Regions from separate parts of the Homo sapiens genome. Here region 2 is linked to region 1. The links are chromatin loops, found by intact Hi-C in ENCODE. Cell type or tissue: OCI-LY7. All regions are shown on one strand. Each heading gives the region's core, and the rest is flanking DNA. Links, peaks and the distances in the headings are about the cores only.

What was found. A loop is a pair of places that touch in the nucleus more often than their neighbours do. Peaks named below come from ENCODE experiments on the same cell type or tissue, not always from the same donor. Only the 100,000 strongest peaks of a DNase experiment are listed, where the experiment ranks them.
Region 2: it touches region 1 in a loop (9-fold over the local background); 1 of 110 quality-filtered maps calls a loop at or near these places.

What each region holds. Positions count from the first base shown.
Region 1 is chr16:14,353,168-14,357,555 of GRCh38, reverse strand. No RefSeq gene overlaps it. Among named protein-coding and RNA genes, the nearest start is that of LINC02130, 15 kb to the left of the region's middle. RefSeq lists enhancers at 306-355, 2,672-2,771, 3,745-4,274 and a silencer at 2,892-2,951. In OCI-LY7, for the core only: no CTCF peak of the experiment used is centred there; DNase peaks (open chromatin) are centred at 2,545 and 3,945; H3K4me3 peaks cover 1,318 bases; H3K27ac peaks cover 3,960 bases.
Region 2 is chr16:14,605,749-14,610,136 of GRCh38, reverse strand. PARN (poly(A)-specific ribonuclease) reads left to right here. Exons shown (of 24, transcript NM_002582.4): 8 at 1,014-1,079; 9 at 1,818-1,856; 10 at 3,611-3,653. Among named protein-coding and RNA genes, the nearest start is that of PARN, 22 kb to the left of the region's middle. In OCI-LY7, for the core only: no CTCF peak of the experiment used is centred there; DNase peaks (open chromatin) are centred at 626, 1,486, 1,936, 3,836 and 1 weaker place; H3K4me3 peaks cover 3,528 bases; H3K27ac peaks cover 4,000 bases.

The DNA.
Region 1 (4,388 bases), core at 250-4,249:
CACAGGGCATGGTGCAGAGCTGACATCATTTGATGTGTCTGCAGCAGTCACCGGCTGTGCAAGATGACATTCTTAGATCACTCCAGGAGCTGGTACGTGTGTCCAGGTGAGAGGTGAACTTGGTGACTTTCATAATCAGGAAAAAATATTAAGCTGCCTGTACCCACGCGTTTCAGTTTCCTAGGGGTGTTGTAAAAAATCACCACAAACAGGGCAGCTTAAAGCACCAGAAATGGATTTTCTCAGAGCTCTGTAGACCAGAAGACAGAAATCAAGTTGTCCAGCAGGCCCACTGGGTACACTCACAGGTAGCTGGGGTGAGGATTTCAACATATCTTTTTGGGGAATATAATTGGGCTCACAACACCATAGGGCCCTGATTTTGTTTAAAAACCACATTGGTGGCTGGGTGCAGTGACTCACGCCTGTAATCTCAGCACTTTGGGAGGCCGAGGCAGGAGATCCTCTTGAGTCCAGGGGTTCGAAATCAGCCTAGGCAACATAGCCAGACCCTGTCTCTACAAAAAATTAAAAAATTAGCCAGGCTTGGTGGTGTGCACCTGTAGTCCCAGCTCCTTGGGAGGCTAAAGGAGGAGGATCACTTGAGCCCAGGAGGTGGAGGCTGCAGTGAGCCATACCCGTGCCACTGCACTCCAGCCTGGGCCACAGAGTGAGACCCTGTTTCTAAAAAACTTTTTTAATTTGAAAGACAAAAAAACACACACTTTCATATGTTCCGTTTCTTGATCCAGATGCTTATTACATGGGAGTTTTTGCCCGAAAATTCCATCAAGCTATACATTTATGATCCATGCATTTTTCTGCACATATGTTATATTTCAATCAACGTATTCTAAAGCACACACATGCTGAAAACAGCCGACCTACCATGGGGTTAACAGAGGCCTCCCCTGGGGGGTAGGTTTATGGATTTCATTTTTCTCCGTTATGTTCCAAGTTGTCTGCAATAAGCCTGCATTCACTTTGTGGAATAAAAAATACATGTATGTCATTAAAAAAGTGCTAGAGATGGCACATTCCCTCTCAGATCCTTCCCTGCTCCCAAAACTATTGTAAAAGGAGGTGAGGATTCGAATGGAAATTTGGCTGCCTCAAGATTCTTTCCAAATTAATATTTTTAGCACGATTACGCACCGCTTCAAATGTCCTGCTAATGATATGTTGTCCTGATTATCCAAACTGTCTTTCTGCGGAGTGATTTGTGTGGCTCCAGCAGGAATCTCACCTGTGTCCTCTTCCGGAGGGCGAGGTAATAATAGGACTGACCTCATGGGTGGCCAGGAGGCTTAGCTGGGATAATGCACATGAAACCCCATGCACGGGGCTCTGGCACAGGGGACCGGCTGCCTCAAGTACCCTCCTGATTAGGGAATGCCCAGAGAGCGGCCCAGGTGCCTCAGGGTCCTCGGTTCATGGCTCAGTTTATTTGGGGAAGTCTGAGACCCTCCCCTGTTCCATGTTGTCATCCCTGCGGGATGGACAGGGATGCTGGGGGCTGCCCTTCTCTGGCATGTTTTCCCGTTTTGCTCCCCCACTTTTTAAATTTAAATTTAAATTTTTATTTATTTTGTTTTTTTGAGATGGAGTCTCACTTTGTCACCCAGGCTGGAGTGCAGTGGTGTCATCTCAGCTCACTGCAACCTCTGCCTCCTGGGCTGAAGTGATTCTCTTGCCTCAGCCTCTCAAGTATCTGGGACTACAGGTGCCTGCCACCATGCCCGGCTACTTTTTGTATTTTTAGTAGAGATGGGATTTCACCATGTTGGCCAGGCTGGTCTCAAACTCCTGACCTCAAATGATCTGCCCACCTCAGCCTCCCAAAGTACTGAGATTACAGGCGTGAGCTGCTGCGCCCGGCCCCGCTTTGCCCCCTTTTAATGAATCTTGGTGCCCTTTTCCTTCTGTCTTCCTCACTTGTTAGGGTTGTGTGCTATTTCATCTTGTGCGTTTAAGACATGGGGTCATCACTGTTCTGTGATCACAGGAAAGCTCAAAGGAAGCTGACAGCGGTGAGATGGTGGCAGGACTGGAGGAGATAGAGAGGGGATGTGTGTCCTTGTGTCTCCTGGGTCTCTGCTGCCACCCAACCCCCCGCCCCCCCCCCCCACTCTTGGCTTTGGAATTTGGGCTGAGTTGTATATGAACCTGGTCTCCTTGGCCAATATCTGTCCAAATTACCAATGCAGAAATCCTCTGTCCCAGCTGGTCTGCAGCCCAGCAGTAATCCTACAGATAAACTGGGGCTTGTGAGACCTTATTTACCTCTGAGGTTATTTTTTGCAACATTGTAAAAGCGAAAGATTGAAACAACCTAAACCCCCTTCAGTAGGGCACTAGTTAAAAATAAATGGCACCATCTGTATAACCGCATATGCTATGCAGCTGTGAAAAACCAGGGAGGAAGCATTTCCAAGCTTTATTAGGTAAGAAAAGCAAGTATGCACAAAGCAAGTATACCTCTTTGTGTAAAAAGGGGAGGACGTGAGAATATATTCCTGTGAGCTTACATTGCATAAACTACAGCTACTCACTGAATGGTGAAATGTTACTTGTGGAGGTGGAAGTGAAACTTCGTGGTTAGGGGACTTGGGGTTGAGAGCAGGACACAGATTTGTTCATTGCCTTTTGGTGAGCATGTACACGCACAACTTTTCAAAATCTTAAACTTAGAAAAATGTAACATCATTAAAGCATAGCATGTTTTGAGTGTAGCGGTTTCGGTTTGAGTGTCACACTGGATCTTGTTTCAGCCTGTCAGCTGTGTGACCTTGGGTAAGTTACTTAACTGCTCCGTTTCCCCATCAACAGAATGCAGTTCCAACCTTGGGCTACTCAGATGGGTAAATGAAATAAACTACTCCCTCCTTCCCTCCTCCCCATCCTCCTCTCCTCCCCTCCCCCATCCCCTCCTCTTCCCTCTCCGCTCCGCCTCCTCCTCCCTCTCCCCTCCCCTCTTCCTCCTTCTCCCCTCCTCCTCCCTCTCCCCTCCCCTCCTCCTCCCTCTCTCCTCCTCCTCCCTCTCCCCTCCCCTCCTCCTCCCTCTCCCCTCCCCTCCTCCTCCCTCTCCCCGCCCCTCCTCCTCCCTCTCCCCTCCCCTCCTCTCCTCGTCCCTCTCTCCTCCTCCCCCTCCTCCCCTTCCCTCCTCTCCCTCCTCCGCTTCCCTCCTCCCCCTACTCCCCCTCCTCCCTTCCCCCTCCCCTCCTCCCTTCCCCCTCCCCTCCTCCCTTCCCCCTCCCCTTTCCCCTTCCCTGTCCTCCCTCCTACCCTCCCCTTCCCCTTTCCTTCCCCCTTCCCCCTCCCCCTTCCTCCTCCTCCCTCTACCTCTCCCCTCTTCCCCCTCTTTTCCTCTTTCCCTCCCCCTCTTTTCCTCTTTCCCTCCCCCTCTTTTCCTCTTTCCCTCCCCCTCTTTTCCTCCTTCCCTCCTCCCTCTGCCCCTCCCCCTCCCCCTCCTCCCATTTCTTCCCCTTCCCCCTCCCCTCTCTGCCCCCCACCTTGCTTTCATTCCCCTCCCCCTTCCTCCTTCCCTCCCCCTCCTCCCCTTTCTTTCCCTCCCCCTCCTCCCCTTTCTTTGCCTCCTCTCCCCCCTTTCCCCCTCCTCTCCCCACTTTCCCCCTCCTCTCCCCACTTTCTCCCTCCTCTTCTTCCTCCCCCTGCTTTCCTTCCTCCCCCTTCCTCCCTCTCCCTTTCTCCCTCCCCCTTCTACTACTCTCCCCTCTGTCCCTCCTGCTTTCCTCCCTGCCTTCCCTGCCATGCCTTTTCCCCTCCCACCTTCCCTCCCTCCCTCCCTCCTGCCTCCCCCACCTTCCCCTGTATATATGTTGGTTAATATCCAAAATATATAAAGAACTCCTACAACCCAATAGCAAAAAACCAAATAGCTCCAAAAATGGGCAAAGGACCTGAGCAGACTCTTCCCCAAAGAAGACAAATGAATGGTCAAGAGGCATATGAAAAGGTGCTTGACGCCACTCAGCAGGGAAATGCAAATCCAAAGAACAGTAGGCTATGGCCTCACACCTATTAGGGTGGCCATTCTCAAACAGAAGGTGGCCAGGCGCGGTTGCTCACGCCTGTAATCTCAGCACTTTGGGAGGCTGAGGCAGGTGGGTCACTAGGTCAGGAGTTCAAGACTAGCCCGGCCAACATGGTGAAACCCTGTCTCTACTAAAAATACAAAAAGTAGCCGGGCATTGTGGCGGACACCTGTAATCCCAGCTACTCAGGAGGCTGAGGCATGAGAATCGCTTGAACCCAGAAGGCGGAGGTTGCATGAGCCGAGATTGGGCCATTGCACTCCAGCCTGGGTGACAAAAGGGAAACTCCATCTCAAAAAAAATAATGAAAAATAAAAACCCAGAAGGCAACAA
Region 2 (4,388 bases), core at 217-4,216, 250 kb before region 1:
GTACTTGGACTTGCTACATGTCACTAGGCAAGAGATTTCAGTACGTGGTCAGACCTGCGTGGATTTTTTATTTTATTTTATTTTTTTTAATAGAGACGGATCTCACTATGTTTCCCAGGCTGGTGTCAAACTCCTGAGCTCAAGGGATCTTCCTGCCTCAGCCTCCCAGAGCGCTGGGATTACAGGCGTGAGCCATTGTCCAGCCCCTTTTCTTGTTTTTTAAATGCTAATCAGCTGACTTCTAAAACTTGCATGGACTGAATACCTGACAGCCACTGTCCAATGTCCTTGAAGGCAGAGGAGTGGATCAGGCTTATCCAGCCTGTAGCATGTCCATGTTCTCTTTGCTTGCAGTAAAGGTGCCGACAAGCAGATGTGATTTTGGACAAGTGTCTGGTCTTGCTCAGCTTAGTTGTTGGTGTAACCATTTTACTGGGAAAGTCAAAAATTAAATCACTTGTATTGACGAGTCCTTGAGAAGTTGTCACTAATAAATAGCAGCAGTAACCCTCTTCCCCCCAAAATACGCCAAATAAAGCTTTTTTATTTTATGTTATTTATTTTTTGAGACAGGGTCTCGTTCTGTTGCCAAGGCTGGAGTGCAGTGATGCGATCACAGCTCACTGCAGCCTCAACTTCCTGGGCTCAGGTGATCCTCCCACCTCCGCTTCTGGAGTAGCTGGGACCACAGTTACACTGCACCACTCCCAGCTAATTTTTAAGATTTATTTTTTGTAGTGAGGGGCTCTCAGTATATTGCCCAGGCTGGTCGCGAACTCCTGGGCTCAAGTGATCCACCCAACGTCGACCTCCCAAAGTGCTGGGATTCTATGCCTAGGTCAAAATAAAGCATTTTTAAAAAAGTCTTTGAACTAAAATTTCTAGGGTAATTTGGTAGAATTACATTGTCACATGTTCTTATAGTTAGACTGTTTTTGGTTGTGATTATTTTCTTGGTTGATGACTTCATTCCTTAAAGGTACTGATGGTTATGGTCTATTCTTATTCCTCAGAGAGAAAATAGAGGATTTATTACAAAGTGAAGAAAACAAGAACTTGGATTTAGAGCCATGTACCGGGTTAGTTGTCCTGAACATTTCTGCATGTCCTTTTTTTGGAAAGGTAGATGGTTTGTGGCATTTGATGCATCTAGTCTTTTAAAAACAGCTTTATAAAGGGTCTTTTTATTATTGCTATGTTCTCAAGAATTAAACACTAACTTTAGCGTTACACAGTGGGGATGACTGTGTATACTGAGACACTGAATGAATGCTTTGTCCTGTACTTGGAGCGGAGAAAACTGTTGTGCAACCTTGACTTTCAGTTATGCCCAAGAGTGGCATAATTAATTTGGCCTTGAGGCGCGCTTAATACGTGAAGGCTTCAGAAGAAAGAATTCACTTTCAGGCTACTTCCACCCTTTTAATTTCTCTCTGTATTCAGAGAACATTAGCATTTCAAAGAGTCAGTAACGTGATTGTCTTTTTTTCCTTTTACTTTGTGAGGAGTTTCACAAAAGTATTTCAATGCATCTGTCTACTTTAAGCTCTCTTTATGCAGCTGCAGGAAGCAATATTTTGATTAGACGAGAACTTCTACCTCTTCAGTAAAAGCAGCATAATATTAAAGAAAATTTTAGAAGACAAGTGATGAGGAAATCCCCCCACCTCAAAAAACCTGCGTATTTTTGTTTGCAAATTACCTATCAGTTCTAATGAAGTCTCTTTTTAAAGCGAAATCCTTCTCAACAAATGCTTGATCAGTTTGGATTTACTTCTAATGAGCCAAAATCAATACCTTTTCTTTTGTTTTTATAGGTTCCAAAGAAAACTAATTTATCAGACTTTGAGCTGGAAGTAAGTATTTATATTGTATGCAGCAGCTCTGTGGGGGACCCAGGATTTAAAGACTAAATATAATCTCTTAGTTCTCATTTCCTTTTTGAAATTCTGCGGTTCTCAGTGATTTGACTACATGAAGTTCCCCCTACTTTCTTAAGTTGAATACTCACTTAATTTTCTTTTGTTATTGTTTTTTAACAGATGCTTTAAGGCTTCTTAAAATAATTATCACTTTGGTGCATCTGTTAAGCTATGGATTGGTAGTGTTTTTGTCCTTTGGGGTATACAATAAATATTTGGTTTTCAGACCTAGGAAATACTCAGATGAATGCTTTTGGTAAAGCAAGAGTTCTTAACTTAGGGTGAGACTATGGATGGGTTTCAGGAGGTCTGTGAATCCCCTGAAATAACATCCAGACTTTTGTGTGTGTATTTTTCCAAGGATGTTTCCCTTGGTTTCCTTGTGTTTGCAGGTGGGTCTTCAACTCAGAAATTGAACATTGACATAGACAGGTGGACATTTCCATTTGACTTTGGGGACCTTGTTCTTCTGTTGGAATCTACCAGTGACATGTATACTGGGAATATACTTTGAACACAACAGGAAAGGGCTGTTTAGTTTGCCCACACTCCTTTCCTGTCATGTCGTCCTTGCAGCCTACTCCACCTGCATTCCAGATCCCTCTCCTCCTTGGCTGATGCAAGCTGTTAATACCATGCAAAACTACAGCAGAGCTGGCCATCTAAAACCTCCTCTTTATATGCCCTGTGCAATCTAAAAAGACTCAGGCCGGGCGCGGTGGCTCACTCCTGTAATCCTGGTACTTTGGGAGGCCGAGGTGGGCAGATCACCTGAGGTCAGGAGTTCAAGACCAGCCTGGCCAACATGGTGAAACCCCGTCTCTACTACAAATACAAAATTTAGCCGGACATGGTGGCACATGCCTGTAATCCCAGCTACTTGGGAGGCAAAGGCAGGAGCATCTCTTGAACCCTGGAGGCAGAGGTGCAGTGAGCCAAGATTGCGGCTTGGCACTCCAGCCTGAGTGGCAGAGTGAGACTCCATCTCAAAAAAATAAATAAATAAATAAAATAAAAAGACTTTCACAATTTCAGTTAGGAAACATTTTTATATTTGGAAGCAAGATTTGACTCTGTGGTAATGAGTTGACTGTATTTTGAGATGTAGGACATTTTAGAAAGTGCCTAAGTCCTGGTCAGGCGCAGTGGCTCACACCTGTAATCCCAATACTTTGGGAGGCCCAGGCGGGAGGATCACGAGGTCAGGACATCGAGACCATCCTGGCTAACACGGTGAAACCCCGTTTCTACTAAAAATACAAAAAATTAGCTGGGTGTGGTGGCAGGTGCCTATAGTCCCAGCTACTTGGGAAGCTGAGGCAGGAGAATGGCGTGAACCAGGGAGGTGGAGCTTGCAGTGAGCCGAGATCGCGCCACTGCCCTCCAGCCTGGGCGACAGAGAGAGACTCTTGTCTCAAAAAAAAAAAAAAAAATAGAAAATACCTAAGTCCTAAAAAAAATTAATTTGAAGTCAAATCCACGTTTATGTGTTTAAGAGCAAGGGTAAGGAAACATTTAGCAGCTGAAACGTTATAAAATAAATGTGCTGTAAAGTCTCCATTGTAGTGATAATTATTTTGTAGTTAATAAAACTTACTTAATTAGTAGCTGGATAGTTGCTTATAAAATACTTTGGGATTTAGCTGTCATTGACTCATCTACTGATACTATGTTTTTCTTTTCTTTAGGTATCCGAAAGGCATTCATGTTGAGACTTTAGAAACTGAAAAGGTAACCCCAAGAATTATCTAGGGCTAACATTAAACACATCCATTGTTACACTGTTAGGGGTTTCTTTTTTTTTTCTTTTTTTTTTTCCCTCAGGGTCTTTCTCTGATTACCCAGGCTGGAGTGCAGTGGTTAGTCACGGCTCACTGCAGCCTTGACTTCCTGGGCTCAGGTGATCCTCCTACATCAGCCTCCCAAGCTGGGACTACAGGCTCGTGCCACCATGCTTGGCTAATTTTTTATATTTTTAGTAGAGACAGGGTTTCGCCCTGTTGCCCAGGCTAGTCTTGAACTCCTGGGCTCAAACAATTTGCCCGCCTCGGCCTCGCAGAGTGCTGGATTACAGGCCTGAGCTACCATGCTCAATCCTTAGTGTGCTGAAAGTCAGAATTTGTATCTTGTCTGTGCTTGTTATGAGCTAGGTAACCTAGGGTAAGTCATTTGATCTCTTTAAGCCTAATTTTCTTCTGTACATTGGGACTGAGCATGATAACGGTGATCTATACTTTCTCATAGCCTTTTTATGGTGATACCGTGGGTAAGTGGAAGTGATGCCTTGTAAACTTGAAAGTATACAAATATTAGTTTGTATTCTTACTATGGCAGAAAGCTATAATGGTACATGTGAAGAAATGGCTTCATGTTGCGTGGGCAGACAAAATTAAATTTTAGAATTTGGGTCGTAAGCACAGCTATTGTCCTGAGTACACAGGGTACACTGATAGAATTGTGATGGGA